Linked DNA regions of Homo sapiens: region 2 is linked to region 1. Evidence: read pairs that join two places in POLR2A ChIA-PET (ENCODE). Cell type or tissue: CD4-positive, alpha-beta T cell. All regions are shown on one strand. Links, peaks and the distances in the headings refer to the core of each region. The heading gives the core; the rest is flanking DNA.

Region 1 (10,142 bases), core at 717-8,716:
ACACAGAGTTTCACTCTTTCATCCAGTCTGGAGTGCAGTGGTGCAATCATAGGTCACTGCAGCCTCGACTTCCTGGGCTCAAGCAGTCCTCCCATCTCAGCCTCCCTAGTAGCTGGGACTACAGGCACTTGCTACCATGCCCAGCTAATTTTTAAATTTTTTGTAGACATGGGGTCTTGCTACATTGTCCAGGCTGGCCTCAAACTATTGGATTGGCCCCAAGCAATCCTCCCACTTCGGATTGCTCCTGAAGTGCTGGGATTACAGGCATGAGCACCTCACCTGGCCAAACTCGATCATAAAAGTGCTTTGCCATCCACTTAATATAATGTCACTCAACTCAGATGGGATTTGGGGCCTGAGAGAGAGGTTCTATATAATCCTTTCTATTTCCTTCCAGAGCAGTCGGCTTCTGAGGTGCTGTTTCCCCTGACACCTCCCTGTCTTACCATTCACTGGACAGGGTGTCCCTTCTAGGCGACTCATTGTTAAGCGGAGCCTCGTTTTCTTGCTAAAGTCTTTTAAAGCCTGCCTCTTAGTGTGTCAAACACAACACATGCTCAAGCCAATAAAACACGACCTTATCTTCTGTTCAGACTAAGAACCTCTGGTTAGGATGGGGTGCGTTCACCACCAAGAAACTCAACTGAACGTAGCCAGTGGCCCCATAAGGGGCATATTCAAAACAACCTGCTCCATCGCCCTGAAATAAGTCTTCTCTGAACTGAACTTCCACCGGCTCATAAGAAAATAGACCATGGAAAAGAAAAGTTTAATTCTCAACTAGATGCATTTAGCTCTAGTTTGTGCCCAGGGGGCTGGTGCACCCATCAACTCATCTGAAAAATACAGTGAAACAAACAGAAATCAGTGCTTATTACAGTAAAAATGGCTACCAGTTGACCAGATTGGGTAAGGTAGCCAGAAAACCAAAAGCATTCTTTTTTTTTTGAGACAGAATCTTGCTCTGTCGCCCAGGCTGGAATGTAGTGGTGCGATCTCAGCTCACTGCAACCTCCGCCTCCTGGGTTCAAGCGATTCCGCTGTCTCAGCCTCCCAAGTAGCTGAGACTACAGGCGCCCACCACCACACCCAGCTAATTTTTTATATTTTCAGTAGAGCCGAGGTTTCACCGTGTTTCCCAGGATGGTCTCGATCTCCTGACCTCGTGTTCCACCCACCTCAACCTCCCAAAGTGCTGGGATTACAGGCATGAGCCACCACGCCCAGCCGCGTTCTTATATTTAAGAAAATAATATATTTTTTCCCTACTGCCACGACCTTTATAAAATGTGCATCCAAAGTTGCCAATATCCAGCAACTGTAAATATCCTTGAAGCAACATGCTCAGAACTGAAAATGTTGACGTTAAAAAGGACTTAGAGGTTGAGCATAATTTAAGCAGGAGAGAAAGGATAAAACTCTGCTAAACCCATCAACAGTTCTGTTAGCCACAGAACTAGGAGGATCCTTCTTGTCAAATTCCAAAACTGCTCTCTTATAAAATACGATGACAAACTCGTTCATTGGCTCATTTTAAATATAACATACCACCAAAAGAACACAATACGGCCAAGACTCATTAAAATGTGAAGCTATCATTAAAGTAGAATACTGAAAATCTTTTTCTTTTCTTGTGGAAAAGACAACTGTCCAAAATAGTTTATGCGCAGCACATTTAATAACACAATATGGTATCCTGCTGAGTGCGTGCTTTCACGGTGATTTTAGACACTTTAAAAATAAACACACCTCATGATGAGGCAAACGGTTTACTTACTTTACATGGAAATCCAAATGTCTGGGGAAATCTATTTTGCCTGCAAGAATTTTCTGATAAATGCCAAACGGGTTGTCATCAAAAAACGGAGGAAACCTGTTAGAAAAACAAACATGTATTTTTAGTGGGGAGTAAGCATGGAAAAAAATCCCTGCTTTGTAACGATAGCTATTTCTGCTTCACACAGGCAGAAGGTAATTTATTTCACATGCTCTTCCCCGCACACTGAAGTTGTCACGATCTGAAAGCACGTGACAGTCAGATGGTTCTAAGAGGCAAGGCATCGTGTGCCACAGTCCGATGCAGGGGAAGCTCCCTTGGAGAGAATATAAAGACCATTTGAGAGGCGTCTGCTGAGCAGAAGGCAACTCCTTTTTGGGCATCTTATTGAGGGGCCACCAGCCCATTCCTTAACTGTGCACTAAACACTGGACAGCAATGCTCTCTCATGTTTACCGGGGTGAATCCACCACCATGACCAAGCATGGAACTCAAATGTCTCAAGAGCGAAAAGATAAGCACTCCAATTAAAAAATGGACAGGTGGTCTTCACAGACATTTCTCAAAAGAAGACATGGAAAAGGCCAACATGTATATGAAAAAAAATGCTCAACGTCACTAATCATCAGGGAAATGCAAATCAAAACCTCAATGAGGTGTCAATCATCTCAACCCAATTAAGACGGCCATTATCAAAAAGACACTGTAATCCCAGCACTTTGGGAGGCCGAGGCGGGTGGATAACCTGACGTCAGGAGTTTGAGACCAGTCTGGCCGACATGGTGAAACCCCATCTCTACTAAAAATACAAAAATTAGCCAGGCGTGGTGGCACGCGTCCGTAATCCCAGCTACTTGGGAGGCTGAGGCAGGAGAATCACTTGAACCCGGAAGGTGGAGGTTGCAGTGAGCCGAGATCGTGCCATTGCACTTCAGCCTGGGAAACAAGAGTGAAACTCTGTCTCAAAAAAAATTAAAAAAAAAAAAAAAAAAAGACACATACACACAAAAATAAGAAATGCTGGTGAGGATGTGGAGAAAAGGGAACTCTTTTTTTTTTTTGAGACAGGATCTCGCTCTGTCTCCCAGGCTGGAGTGCAGCGGTGCAATCTCAGCTCACTGCAACCTCTGCCTCCCAGGCTCAAGCGATCTACCTGCCTCAGCCTTCCAAGTAGCTGGGATCACAGGTATCTGCCACCATGCCAGCTAATTTTTGTATTTTTTTTTGTAGAGCGGGGGTTTCACCATGTTGCCTAGGCTGGTCTTGAAGTCCTGGGCTCAAGTGATCCACCCAGCTTGGTCTCTCAAAGTGCTAGGATTACCAGCGTGAGCCACTGTGCCTGGCCAAAAAGGGAACTCTTACGCAATGTTGGTGGGAACGTAAACTAGTAGAGCCACCATAGAGAAGAGTATGGAGGTTCCTCAGAAAAGCTAGAAATAGAACTCCCATATGACCCAGCCATCACATTACTAGGTATCTGTTCAAAGGAAAGGAAGTCATGATACTGGAGAGACATCGGCACGCCCATGTTTACCACAGCACCATTCACAACAGCCAAGATAGGGAATCAGCGTAGATGTCCATCAACAGATGAGCAGATAGGTAAAGAAAAGGTGGTATCTACACACAGTAGAATACTATTCAGCCATGAAAAGGAATACAATCCTCTGACTGGCAGCAACATGGATGAAACTGGAGGACATTATGTTAGGTGAAATAAGCCAGGAAAAGAACATTAAACAGCACTTGTGCTTACTCATACATGAAAGCTAAAAAAAAGCTGATCTCCTGAAAGGATAAAGAAGAACAGAGGATACTAGACGCTGGGAAGGGAAGAAGTGAGAGATAGGGAGAGGTTTGTTAAAGGATACAAAATTACAAGCAGATAGGAGGAATATGTTCCAGTGTTCTATAGTCTTGTAGGGTGACTATAATTAGCAATAACATGTCGTATTGTTTCAAATACATAGAGGATATTGAATGTTCCTAACACAAAGAAATGGTAAATAATTGAAATGGATATGCTAATTACCCTGATCTGATTACTCCATTCTTTGTATCAAAGCATCACTGTCTACCCCATGAATATGTACAATTATTATGTGTCAATTTAAAAAATAAAATAAGCCTGGGAAATATGGCAAAACCCAGTCTTAAAAAAATATATATTAGCTGAGTGTGGTGGTGCATATGTGTGGTCCCAGCTACTTGGGAGGCTGAGGGGGGAGGATCGCTTGAGCACAGGAGGTCAAGGCTGCAGTGAGCTGTGATCACACCACCACACTCCAGCCTGGGTGACAGAGTGAGACCTTGTCTCAAAATAAAATAAAATATAAAATAGGCTGGATGCTGTGGGTCATGCCTGCAATCCCAACACTTTGAGAGGCTGAGGCAGGCAGGTCACTTTAGGTCAGGAGTTCCAGACCAGCCTGGCCAACATGGTGAAACCCGTCTCTACTAAAAATACAAAAATTAGCTGGGCATGGTCCCCGGTGCTTGTAATCTCAGCTACTCAGGAGGCTGGGCCAGGAGAATTGCTTGAACCTGAGAGGCAGAGGTTGCAGTGAGCTGAGATCGTGCCACTGCACTCCAGCCTGGGTGACAGAGAGAGATGGAGTACATAAATGAAATGAAATATAAAATAATTGTTAAAATAAAGTTTACAGTGGTGAATACGCCACTATGGCCAAGAACAGGACACCTTTCTCGAGGCTTCCTTCACTCTACAGCACGAGCAATACCTGATTATGTCCAGCCCGGTACTGAGCCTGCTTGCACGGCACTATAAGGCATCCTCAATAAACTGCAAGTGAATGTCAGTGAACTACTTTTTTTTTTTGAGACAGGGTCTTGCTCTGTTGCCCCCAGGCTGGAGTACTGCAGCGTGATCCTGGCTCAGTGCACTCAGCCTTCACCTCCAGGGCTCAAGCTATGCTCCTACTTCAGCCTCCTGAGCAGCTGGGGCTACAGGTCTGCACCACCACGCCAGGGTTTTGTTTTTTTTTTTTTTTTAATTTTTGGTAGAGACAAGGTCTCACTATGTTGCCCAGGCTGGTCTCAAACGCTTGGGCTCAAGTGATCCTCCCACTTCAGCCTTCCAAAGTAATGGGACTACAGATGTGAGCCACCACACCCATTACTGAATTTCTTTATATTCCTCATTCATGGAACAGTATGTGGCACACAACAGGTGCTCAATAAATGTGTACAGGCCAAATGAAAGAGCCTGAGATATCATATTTTTCTTTTGTTTTGAGACAGGGTTTGACTCTGTCACCCAGGCTGGAGTGCAGTGGTGCAATCATAGCTCACTGTAGCCTTGACCTCCCCCAGGAGGCCATCCTCCCACCTCAGGCTCCCATGTAGCGGGGACCACAGGTGTGTGCCACCATGTCTGGCTAATTTTTTGACTTTCTATAGGGATGCGGTCTCACTATGTGACTACTTTTTAAGGTGCAGGAGCAGAGTCTGTACTTGTAACTGAGACTGGGTAGTCTGCAAAGCTGACCGAAGCTCTTTGCCCCAAGAAAACCATTTCTTGACCCCTGGAGACCAGGAAAAAGACAGAAATACATGCAAATACAGCCTTGAAAATGGTGCATGTGTAAAAACAAGATTGTCATACTATGCTTTGTTGACTGTAGTAAAAAGATTACAGTCCTGCTGCAGAAACCAGCAGACTTTACTAATACCTAGAAATGTTCAAAATATGTGAAACAAACTAAAAAAATATATATACTTAAAACTGCAAAGACCAAGATAAATCCAAGAACATCTAGAAGTCAACTGTATTAGTCCATTTTCAGTCTGCTATAAAGAACTACCTGAGACTGGGTAATTTATAAAGAAAAAAGATTTAGGCCAGGCGCGGTGGCTCATGCCTGTAATCCCAACACTTTGGGAGGCCAAGGTGGGCGGATCACGAGGTCAAGGAGATCGAGACCATCCTGGCTAACACAGTGAAACCCTGTCTCTACCAAAAATACAAAAAATTAGCCAGGCGTGGTGGCGGGCGCCTGTAATCCCAGCCACTCAGGAGGCTGAGGCAGCGGAATGGCGTGAACCCGGGAGGCGGAGCTTGCAGTGAGCCGAGATCACGCCACTGCACTCCAGCCTGGGCGACAGAGCAAGACTCTGTCTCAAAAAACAAAAAAGAAAAGAAAAGAGATTGAGTTGACTCACAGTTCCGCATGGCTGGGGAGGCCTCAGGAAACTTACAATCATGGTGGAAGGCGAAGGGGAAGCAAGGCACATTTACATGGTGGCAGATGAGTGAAAGCGAGCAAAGGGGGAAGTACTACACTTTAAAACCATCAGATCTCCTGAGAACTCTATCATGAGACTGTACTAGGGCAATGTTGCTAAACTGTCAGAAACCACTCCCATGATCCAACCACCTCTCACCAGGTCCCACCTCCAACACTGGGGATTACATTTAAACATGAGATTTGGGTGGGGACACAAAGCCAAACCATTTCATCAACCAGTAAGTGTATACTAGACACTTACATGTCCGTGGCACAAGTTGTACTTCTGAGATTTTCTCATATTGATCAGGACAGATACTCATATTGGCTCAAAGTCATGTTTTCCATTTAGCTTCTTTTGACTTAAGATATTCTAATTCAGGTATGCTAGCAACGGAAATACCTTATAAAACGGAGCTTTCAAATGACACCCTCATTGATTATCAGAAATGTCCATGAGCAAAAATAATTCTCCTGTAGATTCCAAATCACTTCCTGACCTTAACAAAATTCAGTGGAGTGGACGGAATGAGAGGTCCCCAAAAAGATACATCCATGATCTTACCCCAACAACCTGTGAATGGGACCTTATTGGGAAACAGGGTTTTCACAGATAGAATTAAGGAGCTTCAGATGAGATCATCCTGGAACAGGGTAGGCCCAAATCCAATGACAGGTATCCTCATAAGAGACTCAAGAGGAGGCACACACACAGAGGAGAAGGCCACATGGGGACAGAGGCAGAGACAGCAGTGATGCGGCCACAAGCCCAGGGATGCCTGGAGCCCCCAGGAGCTGGGAGAGGCAGGGAGTATCCTCCCCTAGAGCCTCCAGAGGGAACTGGATACACGTGTAGTGGATTGAACTGTGGCCCTCAGAAAGATCTGTCCACGTCCTAATGCCCAGACCTGGAATGAGACCTTATTCAGCAATAGGGTCTTTGCAGATGTGATTAATTGAAGGATCTTGAGATGAGATCGTCCTGGATTAGGATGGCCCTAAATCCAATGACAGGTGGCCTTCCTTCTAAGAGACTGAAGAGGAGACAGAGACATAGAGGAGAAGGCCACATGAAGGTGGAGGCAGAGACTGCAGTGATGTGGCCACAAGCCCAGGGATGCTGGAGCCCCCAGGAACTGGGAGAGGCAGAAAGGATCCTTCCCTGGAGTACAGTCCTGAGACACTTTGATCTCAAACTTCTGGTCTCCCGGACTAAGAGAGGATAAAGTTCTCTTGTTTAAACCTTTCAGTCTGTGGTAGTTTCTAACAGCAGCGTCAGGACATTCATACGTAGAACTACACACATGAACTGTCCAATACACTGCAGTGGAGAAAAATTCAAAGAAAAACAAAGAGGAGAAATATGAAGTACAAAAATGGAAATCAATGGGAGAGGTGACAGAGAAGTGGGGGTGGGTTACATGAGGAAATGAAAGTTACCAGAGAAAGGTAAATGATTAGGTGCGTGCGACGTGGCCCTAACACAGCATTTCTTCCTTCTTAAATAACATTTCAGTTGCTTGTTTTGCACTTTAGCATGAAGGTGAGTTTCCCAATAGGGTATCTCTTTGGGCCGCTGGTCCTGGAGTTACGAGCCACCACAACGTACTGAAAAACCACCCAGGCCAGGCTGGGAAGCAGAGCTCTGAGTACAGACACTCATGCGATCTGCGCCAACCCTGCCGCCTCAGACGTTAACAACCTCCCGAGCCCGTCCTCCCTCACCTGCCCGCAGCGTTCTCTGTAACAGTAGTTGGGGGAGTTGTATTCCTGTTTCTCTCTGGGTTTGGGTGGCGACTCAGCTGTGTGAATAATGCACAAATACAGGAATGGAGCATTAAACTCCAGGAGGAAATGTGCCATACATACCTAAAAACATTTATGGAGAATATTAAACGAAGTGCTCTTGGACAGTAGACATTACATAAGATCATGGGAAAGGTATTAATAAGCGGAAAAAGATAAATAATAAGTGAGCACTAACTGATGATCTTGCCTGAAAGAAAAAGCAGAGACAGTGTGTGTGTGTGTCTGAGAAACAGCACTCCCCCGGACGCCTGGGCAGTGCCCTCTGAAACCCTCAAATTTCTGTCTCTAAACATACAGACTGCTTCCAATTCTTACCAAGTGGAGAATAAATTCTCATTATATGGCATTTGGCATTATTAAGCAAGTTAAATTGATCTGTGGTGACAGCTACACTTGCAAGGACAATCTGCTAATCAGCATGAATGCAAGCTCCAGATTTTCGCCTGAAAAATTCATGCCCAGGCTAGGCACAGTGGCTCATGCCTGTCATCCCAGCATTTGGGGAGGCCAACGCGGGAGGACTGCTTGAGCCCAGGAGTTCAAGACCAGCCTGGACAACACAGTGAGACCTCGTCTCTACAAAAAATTTAAAAATTATCTGGACGTGCTGGTGTGTGCCTGTGTTCCCAGCTACAGCCTCTGCGGTCCCCAGCTACAGCCTCTGTAGTCCCAGGAGGCTGAGGCAGGAGGATCGCTTGAGCCCAGGAGGTCGAGGCTTCAGTAAGCTATGACTGCACCACTGCATTCCAATCTGGACACAGAACAAGACCCTGTCTCAAAAGAAAAAAAAAAAAAACAAAAAAAACGCTCATGCAGTGGCTCACGGCTGTCATCCCAGCACTTTGGGAGGCCGAGGCAGGTGGATCACTTGAGCCTAGGAATTTGAAATCAGCCTGGGTAACATAGCAAGACCCTATCTCTACAAAAAAATTTTAAAAAATTAGCCAGGTACAGTGACGTGTACCTGTCATCCCAGCTACTCAAGAGGCGGAGGTGGGGGTTTGCTTGAGCCCAGGAGGTCCAGGCTGCAGTGAGCTGTGACTGCACCACTGCACTCCTGACTGGGCAACAGAGCAAAACTGTCTGCAAAAACAAAAAAAGAAAAATGAAAAAAATTTACACCAATTGTGCCACTAGCTCTATCATTTGCCAGTAAAATTTGAATGTAACCATTCCGCCTATTTACATCTTCCAGTAAAGTGGATGGTGCAGGCAGAGATACCCTGGGCGCTGTGAGCTGATGTTCTCCCTCCTACTCAGCTGGAAAAACACCCTCCTAAACTATCAGCTGACACACTACCTGCTCCAGTTCTGAGGACCGGGGCTGGCCTTGGAAGACAGGTGCTTTGGAAATGCATTCAAGAAAAGGAAGGCAGAGGTTTTTAGAGAAAAGAAGAAAGCCGTCACTAGAATTTCACTAGAATTTCATCCCACCTTGACTTCTTCCTCAAAAATCCTTGTCCCGATACCTTCAGATTAAAAACTAAAATTTAGGCCAGGCGTGGTGGCTCACACCTGTAATCTCAGCACTTTGTGAGGCTGAGGCAGGTTAATCACTCGAGGTCAGGAGTTTGAGAGCAGGCTGGCCAACATGGCGAAACCCCATCTCTACTAAAAATACAAAAATTAGCCAGGCACGGTGGCACGCACCTGTAACCCCAGCTACTCGGCAGGCTGAGGCAGGAGAATTGCTTGAACCCAGGAGACAGAGGTTGCAGTGAGCCGAGATCGCGCCACTACACTCCAGCCTGGGTGACAGAGCAGGGGTCCCTCTAAAGAAAAAAAATAATAATAATTAATAAATAAATATAAAATCTGTGCTCCTCAGATGAATCAGGGAGGCTGAGGTGGGAGATGAGAAAGGGGAACTTGAGGGCCAGTTAAAGCGGAAGGAGCAGGCACTGGGGTGTGTGAGGGTTGGGGCAGAGTAGAGGGTGAAAATATAGCCCCGGGCACGTTGACTTGGGCATCACAGCAGTGGCCCTCAAAGTGGAGTCCCAGGGTGGCTTCCCGACCTCAGTTTAGGGATGGCTGAGATCGTTTTTCTGACTCCAGTTCAGAATAGTGATGAATTTTCTCCTATGCCTCAACTAAACAACGTGCCACGCAGCACAGCAGACAGGCTGCAGACAGAGGGAGGAGAGGCCAGCAGCCCTTGTGAAAGCTGGACACTAAAGAGATTCACAAAACCCAGAAAATACAGCCAACCTCCTCACAAATGTTTTCTCTCTTTTTAGAGACAGGGTCTCTCTGTCACCCAGGCTGGAGTGTAGTGACGAGACCACAGCTCACCGCAGCGTTGACCT
Region 2 (10,142 bases), core at 974-8,973, 110 kb after region 1:
TCACAGTTCCACATGGTTGGGGAGGCCTCACAATCTTGGCAGAAGGCAAAAGGCACGTCATATATGGTGGCAAGCAAGAGAGAATGAGAGCCAAGTGAAAGGCTTTTTCCTTATAAAACCATGAGATCTCTTGAGACTTATTCATTACGATGAGAACGGTATGGGGGAAACTGCCTCCATGATTCAATTATCTCCCATCGGGTCCCTCCCACAACATGTGGGAATTATGGGAGCTACAATTCAAGATGAGATTTGAGTGGAGACACAGCCAAACCATATCAATGAGAAACAATCCAAATGTTCATGATGTTTAAAAAAATGTGGGATATTCAGATCATGGAACAATATGCAGCAAAGAACAACAGAAACACAGCTACCTACTTCAGTGGTGTAATTCTTGAAACAATGGTGAAGGAAATAGCTTGAAAAAAACTCCATACAATGTCATTATGATTATATAGAGATTGGAAACAAGCAAAGTGGGGAAATGCAAATTAAAACAACAATGAGATACCAATACACATCTGTGAGAATGGCCAAAAGCCAGAACACTGACATCACCAAAAGCTGATGAGGTCGTGGAGCAACAGGAATGACCATTCATGGCTGGTGGGAATGCAAAATGGTACAGTCACTTTGGAAGACAGTTTGGCTGTTTCTTACAAAACTAAATATGTCCTGGCATATGATCCAGCAATCACTCTCAATGGTTACCCAAAAGAATTGAAAACTTGTGTCCACGCGAAAACCTGCACATGGATGTTTACAACAGCCTTATTTATAATTGTCAAAACTTGGAGGCAAGGAAGACGTCTTTCAGTAGGTGAATAGACAAATAGACCATGTTGCATCCAGATAATGGGATATCATTCAGCATTAAAAAGAAAGAAGAGGCTGGGTGCAGTGGCTCACGCCTGTAATCCCAGCACTTTGGGAGGCCGAGGCAGGCAGATCACCTGATGTCAGGAATTTGAGACCAGCCTGGACAACATGGCAAAACCCCATCTCTACTAAAAATACAAAAATTAGCCAGCATGGTGGCGTGTGCCTGTAATCCCAGCTATTCAGGAGGCTGAGGCAGGAGAATCGCTGGAACCAGGGAGGCGGAGGTTGCAGTGAGCCTAGATCGCACCACTGCACCCCAGGCCTGGCTGACAGAGTGAGACTCTGTCTCAAAAAACAAAAACAAAAACAAACAAAAAACAGGCCGGGCATGGTGGCTCACGCCTGTAATCCCAACACTTTGGGAGGCTGAGGTGGGAGGATCACAAGGTCAGGAGTTTGAGACCAGCCTGGCCAATGTGGTGAAACCCCGTCTCTACTAAAAATACAAAAATTAGCCAGGCATGGTGGTGGGCACCTGTGGTCCCAGCTACTCAGGAGGCTGAGGCAGGAGAATCGCTTGAACCCAGGAGGTGGAGGTTGCAGTGAGCCAAGATCATGCCACTGCACTCTAGCCTGGGTGACAGAACGAGACTCCATGTCAAAAAAAAAAAAAAAAAAAAAAGAGTAAGATGACAGCAAGAATGAGAAAAAAATAATAAAAAATATATATATAAAGAAATAAGGGTCAGATGTGGTGGCTTGTGCCTGTAGTCCCAGCACTTTGGGAGGCCAAGGGAGAATCCCTTGAGCCCAGGCGCTCGAGACCAGCCTGGGCAACGTAGTGAGATCCTGTTTTTATAAAACATTTTAAAATGTGGTGGTGTGCACCTGTAGTCCCAGCTACTCAGGAGGCTGAGGTGAGAGGATTGCTTAAGCGTAGGAGGTCAAGGCTGCAGTGAGCTATGATTGCACCACTGCACTCCAGCCTGGGCAATGGAGTGAGACCCTGTCTCAAAAAAAAAAAAAAAAAAAAAAGAGAAAAAAAAAGAAACAAAGGAAAAAGAAGAAAAGAGAAAAGAAATGAGCTATAAGCCGGACATATTACTAATTGAAAGAAGACAATCCAAAAGGGCTACATGCGATTCTAACTATAGGACTTTCTGGAAAAGGCAAAACTATGAGACAGTAAAAAGATCAGTGGTTGCCAGGATGTGGGAATGAATAGGCGGAGTACAGAGGATTTTTAGTGTAGTGAAACTCCTCTGCGTGACACTATAGTGGTATATCCATGCTATTATACATTTACCCAAACCCACAGAACGTCCGCCACCAAGTGTGAACCCGAAAGTGAACGATGGGCTCTGGTGTCAATGATGTGTCAATGCCGGTTCATCAGCTGCCACAGACAGCAGGGGAGGTGATGCATGTTCAGGGTAGGGGGTCCATGGAACTCTCTGTACCTTCCTCTCAATTTTGCTGTCAATCTAAAACTGCTCTAAAAAATAAAATCTACTAAAAATGTATACATATGTAACAAACCTGCACGTTGTGCACGTGTACCCTAGAACTTAAAGTAGAATAAATAAAAATAAAAATAAAGTAATATATCAGAGGTTGAAAAACAACAACAACAAAGACAAAAAAAAAAACACAGGCCGGGAGCAGCTCATGCCTATAATCCCAGCACTTTGGGAAGCTGAGGCGAGATTATTGCTTGAGTCCAGGAGTTCAAGACCAGCCTGGGCTACGTAATGACACCCTGTCTCTACAAAAACAAAAATAAAATTAGCCGGGCGTGGTGGTGCACACCTGTAATCCCAGCTACTCGGGAGGCTGAGGCAGGAGAATCGCTTGAACCCGGGAGGCAGAGGTTGCAGTGAGCCGAGATAGTGCCACTGCGCTCCAGCCTGGGCAACAGAGCGAGACTGTCTCAAAAAAAAAGTGACTCAAACATGTGAAAAGATGCTCAATCTTACTCATGATGAATAAATTTTTTTAAAAATGAATGCTACAAATATATACAAATAAAAATATTATCCTGGCATGGTGGTGCTACCTGTAGTCCCAGCTACTTGAGAGGCTGCAATGGGAGGATCGCTTGAGCCCACGACTTTGAGGCTGCCGTGAGCCATGATCGCACTATTGTACTCCAGGCTGGGGAACACAGTGAGACCCTGTCTCTAAAAAACAGCACAAAACAAAAACACACACAGACAACATAATATACAGTGTAGAGATGAGACACATCACTAAACTATATATAAAACAAATTGATGAATAACATAAGTGGTTAACATAAATTCTGGGTTGAGAGAGGCACACAAGGCCCTTTTGAGGTATGGGATGCATGTTTTGATTTAAATTGCATTTATGTAGGTGTTCGTTCTATTATTCTTGAACTGTACAAAATACGATATACTCACCCATGAGTGAAAGGAAAAGAAAATAATTCTACCAGCTGATTTACTCACACTGTAGTGATGGGACTTTTTCAGCAATTTTGATGTCATGTGATTGCGTCAAGAAGTCAATCAGAATTTCAGAACTGGAACAGACCAGGAACAAAGATATCCATGAAGAAAATAACCTCAAAATTACAGTCAGTGGTAGGACTGTTGAGAACCAGCTTGTTTTTTTGTTTTTGTTTTTGTTTACATTTTCCCACCCTGTTTTGTGACGCAACACATCCTAGATACCAGTGGACATCCCTCAAAGGTGTTAACTTTCTCTACTCAAGAAGACAAGTGGACTTCATGTCATGTGAAGCTATTTTAAAATATCTTGTCCTTTTAAGAATGAAAACAACTTATTTTATGAGTCCATTTATTTTATTTATTTTTGAGACAGGGTCTCACTCTGTCACCCAGGCTGGAGTGCGGTGGTGCCATCACGGCTCAATGCAGCCTCTGTCTCCTGGGCACAGATGGTCCTCCCACTTCAGCCTCCTGAGTAGCTGGGACTACAGGCATGCACCACCACACCTGGCTATTTAAAAAATATTTTTGTAGAAATGGGGTCTTGCTATATTGCCCAGGCTGATCTTGAACTCCTAGGCTCAAGCAATGTACCCACTTCAGCCTCCCAAAGTGCTGAGATTACAGATGTGAGCCACTGCACCTGGTCATCCATTTTAATTATTTTCATGTACTTAATGAAATAACCTAAAATTCAACTAATAACCCAAATAAGACATACTATCAGGTCTTGGTAAGAAATGAGAGTCTTAGCTGGACACGGTGGCTGATGTCTATAATCCCAGAAATTTAGGAGGCTAAGGTGAGATGACTGCTCGAGCCCGGGAGTTTGAGACCAGCCTGGGCAACATAGTGAGACCCGATTTCTACAAAAAAATACAAAAACGAGCTGGGCATGGTGGCATGTGCCTGTGGTCCCAGCTACTCGGGAGATGGAGGTGGGAAGATCTCTTGAGCAGGGGGCTAAAGGCTGCAGTGACCCATGATCCAGCCACTGCACTCCAGCCTGTGCTACAGGGTGAGACCGCATCTCAAAAAAAAAAAAAAAAAAAAATGAGAGTCTTACCAGCCTGACCAATATGGTGAAACCCCATCTCTACTAAAAATACAAAAATTAGCCAGGCGTGGTGGCGCATGCCTGTAATCTGAGGTAGAGCCTGAGGCAGGAGAATTGCTTGAACCTGGGAGGCAGGGGTTGCAGTGAGCTGAGATTGGGCCACTGCATTCCAGCCTGGGCGACAGAGTGAGACTCTGTCTCAAAAAAAAAAAAAAAAAAAAAAGAAATGAGAGTCTTGAATATTAAAGCCAGTGTAGTACTTGCAATATAACATGATTTTCAAGTGGCACTTTAAAGACTTCCTTAATTCTTACTATTTCCTTGTAAAATTTCAGAGTCTAAAATGCATTTTATAGAGTAAAAGTAATAAAAAGTGAATTCATTTCTACACCACCCCCCAATCTAATCGTCTTCGTTCTCTCTTTCACACTTTCTCTCTCTCTCTCTCTCTCTCTCTATCTATCTATATATATATATATATATATATATATATATATCTCTTACGTACATATTCTGTTTAGTCCTCTCAGGCACTAATTTGGACGTCATCTTTATCTTCCTCTTGTTTTTTACAATGCAGAATCGGTCACCACATCCTCTTGACTTTGCTTTTATCAGCACCATCATGGTGGAGACTTTCCTGTCTATCTCTGTCATTCATCTCCTGCCCAGGACTACTTCAGCCCATGACCACAGACTTGCCATACCCTTCCTGTAGCTTTCTCTTTAAAGCGTCAACCCCACCCCCCACCACAGCTTCCAGAATCATTTTTCTTAGATATTGCTGAGGTCATCATGCAATTAATTACTCAGAAAAGCTTTCTGGTTCCGTTGGTGAAAAATATAGAGCTGGGAGCTAAATGACAAGAACTCATGAACACAAAGAAAGAAACAACAGACGCTGGGGTCTACTTGAGCGGGGCGGGTGGGAGGAGGGAGAGGAGAGAAAAGATCACCATTGGGTGCTGGGCTTAGTACCTGGGTGATGAAATAATCTGTACAGCAAACCCCTGTGACACATGTTTACTGATTAACAAACCTTTCCATGTACACCCAAACCTAAAATAAAAGGTAAATAAATAAATAGGCTGGGCACAGTGGCTCACGCCTGTAATCCCAGCACTTTGGGAGGCTGGGGCGGGTGGATCACTTGAGGTCAGGAGTTCGAGACCATCCTGGCCAACATGGTGAAACCCCATCTCTACCAAAAATACAAAAGTTAACCAGGTGTGGTGGTGTACGCCTGTAATCCCAGCTACTCGGGAGGCTGAGGCATGAGAATCGCTTGAACCCAGGAGGCAGAGGTTGCCATGTGCTGAGATCATGCCAGTGCACTCCAGCTGGGGCCATAGAGTGAGACTCAGTCTCAAATAAATAAATAAATAAATAAAAGATAGAACATGGGCTGGGTGCGGTGGCTCATGCCTGTAATCCCAGCACTTTGAGGGACCAAGGTGGGCAGATTGTTTGAGCTCAGACGTTTGAGACCAGCCTGGGTAACATAGTGAAACCTTGTCTCTAAAAAACATACAAAAAATAGCCAGGTACGGTGCAGCACACCTGTAGTCTCAGCTATTTGGGAGTGAGTGGTAGGAGGATTGCTTGAACCTGGGGGGTTGACGCTGCGGTGACCTGTGATCGTGCTACTATATTTCAGCCTGAGCAACAGAGTGAGACCCTGTCTCAAAAAAAAACAAAAACATATATGTAGAGAGAGAGCATCCCTGGTGTAGTGAACACTGTAGTGTGCTACTCAGTCCCTGCTATGAACATGAGTGCGTATGTACTGTTTTGCATCTCACTGCTTTTATTTCTTTGGGGTACATATTTGGGAGTGTCAGACTTTTTCTTAATCTTATTTTTTCTGGCACATTATCTCACCTTTACTCTCAGCTCTCTCCGGCGTCCATGAATCTAGATCTTTGCTTATTCATCACTGGTTAAAATTACAAGTAAGTTTGTCCAAGTTGTCGAGATGTGTTCATCTGGCTGCAAGGAGTAGGAGGAGAATTCTTCTGACAAGCACTGCTGTGCAAAGCTCCTGTCTCCAGCCCCGCCTGTGTCTGCACCTTGAGAGCCACCTGCTGTCTCCCATTCCTGAGATGGTTAAGATTTCTGGGACTTCTTGTTGGGTTGTCCTGTGTATTGCCATGAGTTCATTGCCTCCATCTCCGTCCTGCCTGCCATGACAGTTACTGCTAGCTTAGAGTCCTAGTCCATTTGGGCTGGGAGGCTTGTAGACAACAGATGTTTATTGCTCATGGTTCTGGAGGCTGGAGGTCCAGGAGCAAGGTGTGGCAGATTCAGTGTCTGGTGAGGGCTTCCTGGTTCATAGATGGCACCTTCTCACTGTGTCCTCACATGGTGGAAAGGGTGAGGGAGCTTTCTGGGGTCCCTTTTCTAAGGGCACTGATCCCATTCATGAGGCCCCACCCTCATGACATCAGCACCTCCCAAAGGTCCCACCTCCTAACCTCATGACTTTGGGGGTTAGCATTTCAACATAGGAATTTTGGGGGTCACACACATTCACACCGCAGCATCCATCTGCCTCCAAGCCTTCTAAAGGTCATCCTCGTCTTTTGTCTGCTGAGGGGGAAAAAGAGAGACAGACACCCATGCGCGCGTGCACACACACACACACACACACACACAAACACACAGCAAAGATAAACTATTTTGTTAAATTTGCTATGTGCTATGTACTATGTCTAACAGTAAGTCCTGGTTATTTGTTCATAAACCTGCATTTCCCATTAGACTATATCATCTGGAAAGGAGAATATAATGTTTCCCTCAGCCTTTTTATTTCTGACTCTCAGCATACTGCCTCAAAACAGGAGCGATCAGAACGTGTTCATTAAGTAGGCAGACGTGTCTCATCAATGCCAATGTTAATTAGCATCTAGAGGTCCAGGTATCTCTCCTACTGCTTAAACATGCTACATCGAAAATTAGAGAAATGAAACCAAGCTTGCTTCTATGTGTGAGAAAAGAGGGGATAAATGGCTTGAAATGAGAATGATATTTTTTCTCTTTTTCTTGAGACAGGGTCTTGCTCTGTTGCCGAGGCTGGAGTGCAATGGTGCAATCATGTCTCACTGCAGCCTTGACCTCCCAGGCTCAAGTGATCCTCCCACCTCAGCCCCCTGAGTAGCTGGGTCCATGGGTATGCAGCCCCTCATCAGGCAAATTCTTTTTGTATTTTTAGTAGAGACAGGGTTTTGCCATGTTGCCCAGGCTGGTCTCAAACTTTGGACTCAAGAGACCTGCCCCCGCTTGGCCTCTCAAAGTGCTGGGATTACAGGTGTGAGCCACCGCGCTCAGCCTGAAATGAGAATGTTTTACTCAAATATAGGAGAACCTCTAAGTTTCTGGGTCTCCATGAGACTGGGAGGAAAATGGCTCGCATTGTTGTGACATTTCAGTGTGTGAAGGGGGAAGAGAAAAGACTCTAGAATAGTGGGGGCTGGGGAGGCGGAGGGAGAAAGACACAGAGCGAGAGAATGACAGAGAGAGAGAGTGACAGAGTCATGCAAAAAGAGAGAAAACTGAGTGGGAGAAAGAATGAGAGAGAATGACAGAGTCATGCAAAAAGAGAGAGGGAAAGAAGAGGGAGAGAAAGAGAGAGATTGTGGGAGAGAGAATGAGAGAGAAAGAGAATGACAGAATTATGCAAAAGAAGAGAGACGGAGAGACTGGGAGGGAGAATGAGAGAAACAGAGTGGGAGAGAGAAAGAGAATGAAAGAGAGAATAAGAGAGAGAAAGAGAGAATGAGAGAGAAAATGAGAGGCCGGGCACAGTGGCTCACGCCTGTAATCCAGGCACTTTGGGAGGCCGAGGTGGGTGGATCATTTGAAGTCAGGAGTTCAAGACCAGCCTGGCCAACATGGTGAAACCCCATCTCTACTAAAAATACAAAAATTAGCCGGGAGTGGTGGTGTGTGCCTGTAATCCCAGCTACTCGGGAGGTTGAGGCAGGAAAATCATCTGAACTCGGGAGGCAGAGCTTGCAGTGAGCCGAGATCGTGCCAATGCACTCCAGCCTGGGGGACAGAGCAAGACTCCGTCTAAAAAAAAAAAAAAAGAAAATGAGAGAGAGAGAGATGCAAAGGGTTGAGAAAAAATAAAAAAGGGATTCGACTTTGCCTCAGGCTCAGCAGCACTGGAAGCTCAATAGTAACAGTGATGCCTTCACCATTTTGGGGGGAAATGTCTAGGATTGCATACACAACCCAGCCATGCCACATGAGGGACTGAGCATGAAGGCTGGAGCTCACGTAGCTGCAGAATGCCTCTTAACGGTAACCCCCATGCACTCTTGCTGGTAATGTCTTAGAAAACTGGATTTGAGGAAATGAGGGCAATTTGAGCATGAGGGAGACATGGAATTCAGGAACTGATGCAGCTAACGTGAAGAAATTTGGGGGGAATTTTCAGGATGACCATAAAAATAACATCCTGCACACAGTGAGTAGGGAGCTAGCCTTAACATTTTACAACCACGATCACATTTAATGCACGTGACTATTATTATTCTCATTTTCCAACCAGTCATGGAAACTGAGCTGCAGAGACGCAGACTTATCTGATCAAGATACCACAAGAAGCAATCCAGGCTACAAACCCAGGCTGTTTGGAAACGGGATGTCCTGGGGACAGTAGCTCTGGGGGTGTCTTAGAAAGCCTTGAATCCAGGTTGGAGAAGGAAGTTGTAGGGTCCCAGGAGGCTGTGTTCACCATCATGATGTGACTACCTTAGGTGTTAACGGTATTTGGAAGGGATTTTCAGTCTCGTAATAAGTCTGTGAAAAGAATTTTAGAAGGCAAACCATGAACAGCTAGCAAGCTTAGGAAATTCAAGAATGTATACAAGGAAGGGAAGTTAGGCACATCTCAGTATTTAGAGAACTCACATAATGTAAGTTTGGGTATTCATTTAGTAAACATTGGTGATGTAGCCATATCAGGAAGCTGAATAGAAAGGAAATGTGTGTGTGTGTGTGTGTGTGTGTGTGTGTATGTGTGCAGGCACTTGAGGGAATGGTGATTGGGCAAAAAACGAAAAGCCATCATCCTACAAACAGAAAGTTAATAGATACCATCTAAAGTTAAGAAACACAAGAGATTTCTGGGCAAATATGTTATTTCAAAATATAAAGTAGATCCCAGAAAAAAAATAGGAGTGAACCTTGAGGGCAAGACATAAGCTTAAGGTTTGGCTTCATCTTTTGAGCTTTATACATGTATCACTTTGACAAGAATAAAAAGAATAAAAACTACATTTAAAATTAGAGGCCAGTCATGGTGGCTCACATCTGTAATCCCAGAGTTTTAGAGGCTGAGGTAGGAGCATCGCCAGAGGCTAGGAGTTTGAGACCAGTCTGGGTAACACAGTAAGACCCTGTCTCTACAAAAAAATTAAAATTGGTTTTGTGTATGATGGTATGTGCCTGTGGTCCCAGCTACTCGGGTGGGTGAGGTGGGAGAAAACTTCAGCCCAGGAGTTCAAGAGTTCAGTGAGCTGTGATTGCACCACTGCATTCCAGCTTGGGTGACAGAGTGGAGACCGTGTCTCTAAAATAAATAAATAAGTAAATAAAATTAAATTAAAAAAGAAGTATTCTTTTCTTTTTTGTGACAGAGTCTCGCTCTGTCGCCCAGGCTGGAGTACAGTGGCGTGATCTCGGCTCCTGGGTTCAAGTGATTCTCCTGCCTCAGCCTCCCGAGTAGCTGGGATTACAGGCGCCTGCCACCATGCCTGGTTCATTTTTGTAGTTTTAGT

Evidence for each region. ChIA-PET counts read pairs that join two places held together with the same protein. Peaks named below come from ENCODE experiments on the same cell type or tissue, not always from the same donor. Only the 100,000 strongest peaks of a DNase experiment are listed, where the experiment ranks them.
Region 2: POLR2A ChIA-PET joins it to region 1 with 9 read pairs; 2 of 35 experiments call an interaction of 5 or more read pairs at or near these places.

What each region holds. Positions count from the first base shown.
Region 1 is chrX:3,624,639-3,634,780 of GRCh38, forward strand. PRKX (protein kinase cAMP-dependent X-linked catalytic subunit) reads right to left here. Exons shown (of 9, transcript NM_005044.5): 5 at 1,781-1,876. Among named protein-coding and RNA genes, the nearest start is that of PRKX-AS1, 30 kb to the right of the region's middle. In CD4-positive, alpha-beta T cell, for the core only: no CTCF peak of the experiment used is centred there; no DNase peak of the experiment used is centred there.
Region 2 is chrX:3,738,983-3,749,124 of GRCh38, forward strand. No RefSeq gene overlaps it. Among named protein-coding and RNA genes, the nearest start is that of PRKX, 30 kb to the left of the region's middle. In CD4-positive, alpha-beta T cell, for the core only: no CTCF peak of the experiment used is centred there; a DNase peak (open chromatin) is centred at 5,019.